2 separate regions of the Homo sapiens genome follow, and region 2 is linked to region 1. The links are chromatin contacts, found by Hi-C or POLR2A ChIA-PET in ENCODE. All regions are on one chromosome and are shown on one strand. The core of a region is the stretch at or near the end of the contact, and the rest is flanking DNA. Distances in the headings are between cores, read along the strand shown. Region 1 holds the start of ISL2 (ISL LIM homeobox 2). Region 2 holds the start of ADAMTS7 (ADAM metallopeptidase with thrombospondin type 1 motif 7).

Evidence for each region. Hi-C counts contacts between places; a loop is a spot of excess contacts on that map. ChIA-PET counts read pairs that join two places held with the same protein, here RNA polymerase II (POLR2A). Pooled maps may share reads with other maps.
Region 2: a pooled map shows a loop between it and region 1 (13-fold over the local background). The contact joins the promoter of ADAMTS7 here to the promoter of ISL2 in region 1. A Hi-C loop is called at or near these places in 1 of 50 pooled maps. POLR2A ChIA-PET finds 5 or more read pairs at or near these places in 2 of 52 experiments (K562 and activated CD4-positive, alpha-beta T cell).

What each region holds. Positions count from the first base shown.
Region 1 is chr15:76,333,760-76,339,524 of GRCh38, reverse strand. ISL2 (ISL LIM homeobox 2) reads right to left here and starts at 2,752. Exons shown (of 6, transcript NM_145805.3): 1 at 2,584-2,752; 2 at 1,558-1,747; 3 at 1,011-1,273. The coding sequence starts at 2,641. RefSeq lists enhancers at 1,432-2,243, 2,669-2,718, 2,412-2,911, 2,723-3,017.
Region 2 is chr15:78,806,949-78,812,713 of GRCh38, reverse strand. It overlaps ADAMTS7 (ADAM metallopeptidase with thrombospondin type 1 motif 7), which reads left to right and starts at 1,250. Exons shown (of 24, transcript NM_014272.5): 1 at 1,250-1,593. The coding sequence starts at 1,494. RefSeq lists a silencer at 803-1,222.

The sequences.
Region 1 (5,765 bases), core at 1,503-4,002:
CACCCTGAAGCCCGAAACAAACAAAGGGGAGCCTCTCCGAGATCCCAGATGGGGGTGCACTGAATACCCGCTTGCTCCCATTTCACATCTCCATTTGATCCCGACCCATATATACCGTGGATCTGTACTGCACCATTTCGGTTTATGTTCCCCTCTACGAATTTCTAGGTCTGGACAAATATTTACAAATAGCCCATCCAGCCCAGTTTCCTCTTTCTATAGGGAGGAAGTGAAGATCCAGAGAGGGGAGGAGCGGGGCAAGGCCACACAGCACCCAGAGGCCCAGCCTGGTCTACGGATCTGTGCTGCAGGCCTATGGCTACCTGGGGGAAACTGCCTTGCCTGGGGTGGAGGCACCTCTGTTTCTGTTCAGCCGTACCTGCCCATTATACACTCAGACCCCATCTCTGGGCAGCTGCTGATTAGGACCCAGAATATTCCAGTGACAGTCCACTATGCATTGATACTCCCCCTCCCCCAGAAGAACCTGGCTAAATTGTTCATCAAACTGGGCCTCAAAACAAGATGGCAAAAACCCCTCTTTGTTGGGTTCTTGGCTCCTGGCTGACCAAGCTCCTGCCCAGCTCCCAGTTTGGAGCTGTGTTACTTACACACATACCCCTGGGCAAACCTTACCCTCTGACAATAACACATATTCCTCCAAGAAATTCCTAATACAAGCCCCAAGACGGACACCACTTAAGATTCCCTGTTGTCATCCACTCTTCTGCTCCTAGCACTGTGCCCTGCATGTTCCTGGTCATGGAGAACACGATTCTGCACAATTCTCCGTGCTCACACACTCATACACACGCAGTTTCTCCCGAGCACACGAGAATACACACAGCCTTGTTCCCAGCACACAGTTCCGCACTGATACAGAAAAACACTATCCCGGCAGACGGAACCACACACAACTGACAACTTCTCGTTAGGGACACAAGCGTACCCCTACACACACGCACGCACATACACCCCGCTCACCCCGGCACAGGCCCCGGCGCGCTTACCGGGCAGATGCAGGCCGCGGGCGCCGGGAAGCGGGCCGGGGCTGCGCGGGCTGCCGGCCGCGGCGCGCTCGAGCAGGAGGCCGTGGTCGGCGCGGCAGAGCAGCTCGTGCTCCCGCAGCGAGAACTCGTCCCCAGGCAGCAGCTGGCGGCTGCACACGGAGCAGCGGAAGCACTCGATGTGGTACACGCTGTCCCGCGCCCTCATCACCAGGTCGCTGCTGCTGAAGCCCACCTGGCACTTGGCGCACTTGATGCCGAACAGCCTGCGGGCCCAAGGTGCGGCGGTGTCAGCGCTGGGCCTGCGGCCGCCCTCATCTCCCTGGCTGCTACGGCTCCGGCGCGCGCCCAGGACACTTTGTGGCCACCAGGAGACTGCGGTGACCCGCCTGCGGGCATTCCCGGGCCCGGGGGAGCGCTGCGGCACCCGTGCGGGATGCGGATGGCCTTCTCCCTGGGCAGGGCCGGGGCGCGCGGGCAGGCCGCCATCCCCAGTCCCGGCCCCGGCCCCTGCGCGCGGTGGCCCAGCCCGCGTTCCCGCCGGCCTCACCTGACATAGTCCCGCTTGCAGTAGGTCTTCCCGTCTCTCACGAAGCACGTGCACGTCTCGTCCAGGTACTGGCTGCACTCGGCACACTTGAGGCAGGCCGCGTGCCACTCGAGGTCGGGCGACACCCGCAGGATAAACTGGTCGTGGATCTGACTCCCGCAGCCCACGCACATGGCCGTCCCGGGCTTCTCTGCCGGGGAAGGGCGCGGGGCCGCGTCAGGCCTGACTGCCCGGACCCAGGCCGGCCTCGGCTACTCCAGCCCCAACCCAACCCGCTCGCTCTCTTGCTCTTTCTTTCAAGACTTGCGACCATAAGGAAAGATGATGAGCTCTCTAAAGGTCCAGGGCATTGGAAACGAAAAACCAGTATCTTGTGGATTGCTGAAGGTTTCTTCTGTCCCCCACCCCAAATATTTCGTTATTACATTCATTAATGACAGTCGTTTTGTCGACGTGTCTTGAAACTAAACGCAAACACGAAACTAAGAAGAGAGTAAATACACAGGCACTGCGGACGCCTGGATATCAACACCTAACGGTGCTGTCCTGGCATTTCCGCTCACACACTCCCACTCACAGCGGCTGCCTCCTATCCCAACACAGACACATCGTCTTTCGGCAGTCCCCGCTCATCCTCTCAGACATTTCTTAGTTTAAATATCCCAGAGCAAGCGAAAGAAAGCTTCCTAGCTTTGAAAAACCGAAAGGCAAACAAACAACAACCAAAAAAAAAAAAACCCACATCCCTAAATCAAACCTAATTGCCTTTGCGCAAAACAGAAGCAGATTTCGCAGCCCGAAGTCATCCTAGCCGGCTTGAGAAATAGTGTTTACTTATAAAATAAAACAACAGGATTCCCAAAGATAAGCAGTCCTGCAGGAGACATGCATTCGTTTTTCCTCTCCTAAACTATTCTGACAAATAGAAGCCACTTGTAGAATCCACTAAACATTTTTCTGCATTAGAAATTTTGCATATTAAGCATACACACACACCCCACCCCACACACACACAGAAATACTTACTCTTGGAATGATCACCCATAGCACCCAGAAAAGGATAATGAAAAATAATATCCACCATGCAGAAAAAGAGATGTGCGCAAAGTGTGCGGCCAGGGGCAGAAGGACGAGGGTCGCGCGCCCGGCCTCGGCTCTTTGCTAACTAACTCCTACTGCCCCGCGGAGTTGAAGGAGCGATTCCGCACCGGCCCGCACGCAGCATGACGTCAACACGCACTAGCCCCGGGCCGGAGCTGGGGGCGGGACCTGTGGCGTCACGAAGCTTCCCCAGAACTGCCGGGGATGCGGGGGAGGTGATGGGGATCCAGGGGCTGATGGGCGGGGTGGGTTGGGTTGGAGGCTGGGGGTGAAGGGAGATTGGCTGGGAGGAAGTGGGCCAACCCTGATTGGCCCGGAGTGAACAATGGAGTGCAGCCCCCCCACCTCCGAAACCTACAAGGATCCTCTCTCATGCCCCGGGCCTGGCAATCTGGACTGGACCTTGCGTCACCGCCGAGCTGGCTCCGCGGCCGTTACAACTCTGAGCTTCCTCTTGGACTTTCGGGGCGGTTTTCCCAGGCGCGCTGGAGCTGGGTGATGGATACCTGAGGGTGGAGATGGCTCTCCTTTAAGAGCTCCCTTCTTATATAAATTAAAAAAAAAAAAATTAAACCCACTCTCAGGACGAGAGAGCCGAGGACAAGGGGGATCCGTTTGGACGTGACCGTCATCGTCCAGCTGGTCACCTTTCTCCTCTCATGTGCCTTTGTTCTTCGGGTCCAAGCTAGAGAGAGTGTAGAGAATGACCACCTGGGTTCTGATAAACTCTATTTAGACTTTCCTATCCACACACACGTAGAAAACTTTAGATTGGGGCATTACGTGGGTTGAGCCAGAACCCAGATCCAAAAGCGCTCACCCGGGACTGGGACGGGTCCTGACTCCATCCTTGCTGCTGCTGCCGCTGCTGCTGCCCCTCCTCCCTCTCCTCCACCACCACCTCCTCCTCCTGCTCCACTTCCTTTTTTTTGTTGTTTTGTTTTGCTTTTAATTTGTTGCTGTTGTTGTTTTAAATGTAACATGGACTTCCCCGCCCCCTCATTTTTCCCCCATCCAAATGGCATAGCTCCTTTTAGGAACACTGCTGGGGTCGATTGCGTGTCCAACTTCCAAAATAAAAGATTTTTCTAAACTCTTGTCCTTCATTAACAAACCCACTGCAATGCAAATAATCAGAAACGAACGTAAGGCGCTGGGTAATTTACAGTGGTATCTGCGAGGCGGCGGCTCGTTGGTCCTGAGAAAATCTGAGAGCTCTGAGCACAGTCCAGGCATTCTTTCAAAGAAATCGCTGTGGGTTTTGTTTGAAAGGGTTCAAAGACCGGCCCATGAATTATAAATAACATTTATCCAACCATGGTGTCTGTTCTTGTTTTCCCATTAAAAGGAGTACCAAGAACTTGGTGTGCGCCTGGGTGGGGCGCGAGGTGAAACGCCTGCGGATAAAGTGTCTCCACCGCCATTCCAGACCCTGCCCAGACCTTCGGGCTTGTGGGCCTGAGGGCGCGGTCGCTACTGCCGTTCTACTAAGAGCATGAGGTTGGTTGGCGTCGAAACGGATGCAGCCGAGGGCGCAGGCCGAGGCTTTGCAGAAGGCTAGGGCGAGGCCCCGAGTGCACGCTAACATTATTCGACCATGGTCCACGGTGAACGTTCCTCACCGGCCCCGCGCTGGGGCGAGCGCTTTAAGCCTCGTCCAGTAGCGTCCGGCTTTTGAGCTCCGCCTCCACCTTTAGGAGGTCTAGTCTTCTCACCGGTCCGGCTTTTTTTTTTTTTTTTTTTTTTTTTTTTTTGAGATAGACTCTTGCTGTGCCGCCCAGGCTGGAGTGTAATGGTGCGATCTCGGCTCACTGCAACCTCCGCCTCCCGGGTTCAAGCGATTCTCCTGCCTCAGCCTCCTGAGTAGCTGAGATTGCAGGCGAGCGCCACCACGCCCCGCTAATTTTTGTATTTTTAGTAGAAACCGGGTTTCACCATGTTTGTCAGGCTGGTCTCGAACTCCTGACCTCGTGATCCGCCCACCTCGGCTTCCCACAGTGCTGGGATTACAGGCGTGAGCCACCGCGCCGGGCCACCGGACCGGCTCTTGTTACAGTTTACCACCCGTTGGCCAATAGGCCATTTCTTGCGTCTTTAGTCAACAGTCCCCCAAAGAGCGCTCACCCTGAGTGTGTGCGGGCAGGTCAGGGGTTGGGGGATGCTGCGTTTGAATGAATGTGTTTATGTAAATGGGGGACAAGAGCGAGGGGGTGGGTATCTGTGCCTGAGGCTGTGCCAGGACACCTGTGTGACCTCAGGCATCTTATTTTAATTCTCCTTCCCTCAGTTTCCTCATCTGTAAAATGGGGGTATAATAATTGTAGCTATCTCTATTACATAATAATTAAATAAACTGTTCTCTGGAAAGGGCTTAGAGCAATACCTAGCACAGAGTAAGTGCTCCATATGTGTTAATTATGACAGTTATGACTGTGGCTGTATCTTTATGTTGGGAGCCTCTGCCCACCCTGCCTGCGTGTGTCTGGATGGGGAGGGGAGGTCTAAGTATGTCTCAGTATGTGTCATCTGATGATTTCTTTGTGATTTCGATGTGTGCTTGCTGTGTGTGTGTCTGCTGTGTAGATGGGGTTTGGAGATGTGTGGTCTGTGCATAGACTTTGTGTACAGGTTATATCTGTGAATGTGGGTGCACAGTCAGAACTGGGAGGGGACTCGGTGTGTGTGTCTGCATGTGGAGTGAGGAGGTGCGTCTGGCCCAATGGCCCTACCCTTAGGTGACCCTGGACTAGGCCTGGCTCCCAGCACCTACTAGCTCTTGCTCGCCAGGCCAGGAGCAAGCACATCTATAATTCAGGGGTTCAGACAGCTGGCCAGGAGGGGGCAGCCCCAGGCTGGAATCGTAGTCCCAGCTTTTAACCGTCTCCTGCCCAGAGAAACTCTTCCTTCCCGTCCAGAAAAACCTGTCCTTTGAAACTTCACTAGGGAGGTGGGGATTGGAGAGGGTCACCCCTCCTGGGATGCTAGGAAGCCAGGTCAAAACAAATATTTGTTCAGGGCCACCATGTGCAAAGTCCTTGTTGTTAGCCTATTAGGTCTTAAAAGTAATGCCATGTGGTGAGTAGTATTGGGCCCCTCCAATCCTCGAG
Region 2 (5,765 bases), core at 1-2,500, 2.5 Mb before region 1:
GAAGTAGGTGAAGCCAGGAGGGGCTGGTAGGTTGGGCGAAGAGGAAGGTATCAAGGGACTGGAGGAAGAGCAATACATAGTGGGACTGTGAAGGTGGAAAGGACTGCAGAGTCGGGTCTGACAGGGGGGCACCTGAGCTTCGGATTTCCAAGATGGAGCAGTTCTGAGGGATGACACAGCCCAGGCTTTGGCCCTGAGACCTGATGGCTGAGGTGGAGTGGAAGGTCACTGGAGATGAGATGGAGGAAGTAGGTGACCCTGTACTACACAAATTCCCTAGAGGACAGACAGGTTGAGGGTGGAGAGGAAGCCAGAAGTGAGCTTCCAGGAATTGAATGAAAGGGCCCAGGAGATTGGACAATGAGGAGGTGTGCGGGCCTCAGAGGGCAGGGGGCACACAAAGACTAACCAAGGGGAGGAAGCTGACCGCAACCGCCCCGAGGACAAGACGGGCGTCCTCGGTACAGGGCCATGTTTAGTGACGGCAGAAGGGAGAAAGGAAGCTCCTGGGAGCACAGGGGGAAGGGGAGCCGGAAGCCAGAGCCAGGGCTGGGGCCACGAAGGACAGACGGCCGGTGTTGGAGGCGGAGGCTGGCCTGGGATGTGAGGCTGGGGTTGGCCGGCCTCCAGGCTCCCCGGGAGCCCCTGCTGAAAGTCTGTGGGCGCTGGCCTGGGCGAAGCCGCGGTCCCCCGCCTGTGGGCTCAACTCTGCGCTCTGCTTCAAGCAAACGCACTAGGAGAGGAGTCAGGAGACGAGGAACTGCGGGGCCCCACCTCGCGCGGGCAACCGCTGTCTGTCCAGGGAGGGCCCAGGCCTGTCTCCGCAGATAGCTTTGAAGCAGGGCCCCCGGTGTGGCCCTCTGGAGGCCTCCCGCGTCCCCTTTTGAGGGGCTGCCCTGCTTGGCCTGGGGAACACAGCGAAGGGCACCTCGTGGAGCCCAATTTAGGGACAACACATTAATTCTGGAAATTCCAGATTCTTTCCGGGGGTCCTCAACCGGCCGGGGTCGGAAAGGCCTGGCAGGGCTCCGCCGGCAGGGGGCGCTCGGGACAGGGGGGCGAGGGGGGCGGACATCCGTTGCGGGGCGCTGCCTGCGCCGGGCCGGCCAGCCCTTGAGGCGAGCACGGCCTGCGGGGCCGATGAGGCCGGGGCCGGCCGGGGCGGGGCGGGGCCAGGGGCGGGGGAAGGAGTCCGAGGGGCGGGGCGGGGGCCGGCAGCCGCCCTCCCTCACTCTCCCTCCCTTTCTTTCTTTCTTTCTTTCTCTCCTTCTAGCTCTCTTGTCTTTTCTTTGCCTCTGCAGCGGCCAAGGGGGCGGGCCCTGCAGCCTTTGTTGCCCGCGGACCGAGCGCAGCCGAACGGAGTCGGGGCCGGGTCGCCGGGAGCTGCACGCCGGCCGGGCATGTCCTGAGCCGGACCTGGGACCAGGCAGCGACCGGACGGGACGGACGAGAGCGTGCGCGCGGGGTCACCCGGCGGCCGCCCGGTTCCTGCCATGCCCGGCGGCCCCAGTCCCCGCAGCCCCGCGCCTTTGCTGCGCCCCCTCCTCCTGCTCCTCTGCGCTCTGGCTCCCGGCGCCCCCGGACCCGCACCAGGTGGGTGTCCGCCCCTCCCCGGCCAGCCGGGCCTGCCACCCCTTCCCGCTCCCCCAGTCTCGGTTTTGTCCCTCCTCACCTTTGTGGACCCCGCGCCGGCTCCGCTGTGCCTGGAGTTGGTCGCGTCTTCCGCTCCCTGGGTATTAGGGGACAGTAGTCGGGGTCGGGCCGGGCCGGGAGCGAAGCCGCGCTTCTGGGGAAACTTCCTCGGCCCCTGATTCAGTTACTGACACTGCCTGTCGCCTGGAATAAGCCCCTTCCGCTCTTCGGGCTCCGGTTTCCCCACCTCGGGTGCAGCAACGCGCCTGGCTCCCGGGAGAGCTCTCGTCCGAGTGGGCTGGACGGAGCGCGGTTTACCCACTGAGGATTTGGTTTCTCACACTCCTTAGCGAGGCTCGCCTGGAAAGCGGGCTGGCCGGGACACAGCCGGCGAGGGCGCCAGGTCGCAGGTCTTCGCGGGACCCCGCCGCCCCCCCAGCTCCCGCCCACCGCATCTGGGCTGCTGGCGCGGCCCCTGGCGGCTCGGGGGGCCGGGTCTTGCGCGGTCCTTGCACTTCCTGCCTCTCCCTTCCCCAAGTGTGAAGACGCCGGGAGTGGAGCGGGGAGCAGGAGCTTCTTTTCCCGGCCATGGGTTAACTCTCCCCGCCCCGCCGGGCCGGCCTCCGACGAGCCTCTGGCCTGCGTCCAGACTCTTGTTTGGCGGCGACCTGCCGGGCGGCCGCGCTGCTGGCGCGTCCGACGCAGCCGGCCTGGGAATTCAGTAACCGAGGATGTAGGAGACCCCAGGCCCGGTGCTCAGGGAGCTCCCAGTCAGGGGAGCCGGTGGATAGTGGGGAGAGTCCTGCAATAGAGCCGACCGGCAGGCTTTGTAGGAGAGGAGGGGCATGAGGTTGGAGAGACTGGAAGGATGGATGGATTCTGGATGAGCTAGAAGGGCGTGGAGGGAGTGGGGCCCTCCCCTGGGGAGCATCAGTCGGGGGACTGGATTAGGGTTGCTTGCTGGGATGGGGTCGACCTGCCTCCCCACTGGAGGGATTGTGACGAGAAAGTAGTCTGGGCGGGAAGGATGGGGACATTGACTCTTGATCTTAGAGGTTTGGGAAGCCGTTGAGGGGAGCAGCTGATGAAAGCAGTGTTTTGGAAAGATTTGGTCTAGCAGCCATGCGCAGAGCGCAGAGGGAGCGAACATTTAATGAGCACCTACTGTGTGCCAGCCTCACGGGTTCTTATTTCTCATCATCTCCACAACAACCGTGCAAAGCAAGTGATGGAAAGTCCTTTTATGGACCAGCAAACAGGCTCAGAGTAGAGCGACCTGTGGGGTTGGACTCCTGAGCTTCCTGAATGAGGCTTGTGTTTTCCACTGTCCAGAGCTGGGGGCTGAGGAGGATGAACCGGGCGATGGGAATGGGAGAGCAGGAAAATGCTTCCCTCAGGACTTGGGTCCTGGCCCCCTGGCAGCTGTGGGAAGAGTTGGGTGCGGTCAACCTCGTGGGATTCTTATGAGGATTAAATGAGATATTGAATATGTCAGTTGCTCAGGCAGGACACAGTGACTACAATGTAGTGGTCATTATTTTTATTAATCTGCCAGGCCGACCCAGGACTCCCCAGATGACCTGGACCTGCTGTTTGAGGGTGGAGGCAGGCCAGGCACTCTCTCCAACCTAATCTGGGCACAAACACTCCAAGGGTGAAGTCTGTCTCTAGTGTTCCCATAGATATAGAGCATGGGGTCCTTCCTGTTCTGCACTCCCTCAGGATTGGTGACTCTGAGGCTGCTGGCCTGTTTGTCATTTTCTTTGAAGCCCAGGACCTAAGCCTGGGGCTCCTCCTACCACTGAATGTTACCTTCTTTAAGACCAAAGGGCTCATCCTGGGCTCACTTTTAGGAAAATATATCCCTTTTCCCCACTTGTGACTGACCCAGGGACCTGCTAGGGTTTCTGAGGCTGGAGCCCAGTCATGTGTCCTCCTCATGCCGTATGGCACATGTGAACTCTGTGTGCATGTGTTTCTGTGCATACTAGAACTCACAGAGGAGGGCATTCACATACTACCCCCCACCCTGCCAGTTATTTTTCCTCCTTGGCATGAGCTGTGGGTCATTTGAAGGGCTGGATTGTAACTCAGGTTCTTGATAGGGAGGTGAGGGTAAACACCATCTTGGCATTTCTTTGGTAGAAGCTCCAAAGTGACAGTTCTGTCACCCAGGGGAGATATTAAAAGTATTTAACACCCAATGTGGCAGGAGCTTGGTCCAATCAGAACAGACCTCCTGACTTGGCAGAATAGATTTGGCCATGAATCTCTGGCAGTCCTCTTGAATGGTGCCTGTTGCCATCCCACTGTCACTTGAACTCTGCAGGCTCAGCTTTGTTGCAAGCACATAACCGGTCGAGACTGGAACCTGCAATTACTCCTTGCTGGCACTGGGTGGTGCTAGTTTCAGCCACCAACATCTCTACTGAGTGAGGTCAACTAGGCTACAGTGAAAGTTACTTATTTTTAAACTTACCCCTGCACTTTTTAAAAATATTTTAATGGCAAAACAATACAAGTTCACTATAAAAAAAGGTAATGCTGGCGGGCTGCAGTGGCTCATGCTTGTAATCCCAGCACTTTGGGAAGCTGAGGCTGGCGGATCACTTGAGGCCAGGAGTTCGAAACCAGCCTGGCCAACATGGTGAAACTCCATCTCTATTAAAATACAAAAATTAGCTGGACATGGTGGTGCATGCCTGTAATCCCAGCTCCTCGGAAGGCTGAGGCATGAGAATTGCTTGAACCCAGGAGGCAGAGGTTGCGGTGAGCCGAGATCGCACCACTGCATTCTAGCCTGGGTGACACAGGGAGACTGTCTCAAAAGAAAAAATCTGAACAAAACAAGAAAAAAATTATTGCAATAAAAGTGGCAACATCCTGTAAGTCTATTCTTTTATTGTTGATTGAAAAACATGTTTTAGACCAGACACAGTGATTCACACCTGTAATTCCAGCACTTTGGGAGGCCAAGGTAGGCAGATCGTTTGAGCCCAGAAATTCAAGACCAGCCTGGGCAGCATAATGAGACCCCATCTCTACAAAAAAATTTAAAAATTATCCAGGCCTGGTAGTCCACGCCTGTAGTCCCAGCTATTTGGGAGGCTGAGGTGGGAGGATTGCATGAGCCCAGGAGGTCAAGGCTGCAGTAAACCACGATCGCATCACTGCACTCCAGCCTGGGAGATCTCAGAAAAAAAAAAAAGAAATAAATAAATAAAAACATGTTTTTTGTTTTGTTTTGTTTTGTTTGTTTTTAAGCCATTAGGCAAACAGATAAAACAACAAGTTTTTAAAAGAAAAAGCTAAATATACTTTAGAAGTTCTCTTGCTAATTTTCAGTCATAACTTAGCTCACATTTGCTATGTGCCAGCTGTTGTTATAAGCACTTACATACTAACTCATTTAATTCTTACACAACCAAAGAGAGCAGCTGTAATTATTATCATCCCCATTTTACAGATGGAGAAACTGAGATTCTGAGTGGTTGAGTAATTTACCCATGGTCTCACAGATATGGGTAGCAGAGCTGGGATTCAAACACAGCCTCTCTGGCTCTAGAGCTCACTAATCCGAATGCTTTTCACCTGCGGCATAGCTCTACTTAGCCCTGTCCACATTTTTGAACTTAATAGGATGCTTCTTTGTAAGTCATCTGGAATTTCTGTCTTGCAATATTTGCCCAGGATCTACAGCAGGTATTCTCAACAGGACTGTACATCCGCTGGGGCATGGGTTCTTCCCCAGAGATACTTTATTTTTTTTAAGCTTTTGGGGCCTTTTCTCCCCAGTGGTTGATTCCTCAGTTACATACCTGCTTCCATTCCCCAACCACATGCATTTGAGGACAAAACTTGCCTAAAAGAGTGTCATGTAGCTCCCCCAGTTGAGAATTTTAGAGCTGGTTGGCATCAGTGCCCCCCTGACCTTCAGCTCATCTTTAGCTGCCTTGGCTGGGATTGTCCTTGCCCTGGGAACCAACGTTAATACTCACTTAAAACAAGTGTTGGAGGGTGGGCATGGTGGCCCATGCCTGTAATCCCAGTACTTTGGGAGGCTGAGGCGGGTGGATCACCTGAGGTCAGGAGTTCGAGACCAGCCTGGCCAACATGGCGAAACTCTACCTCTA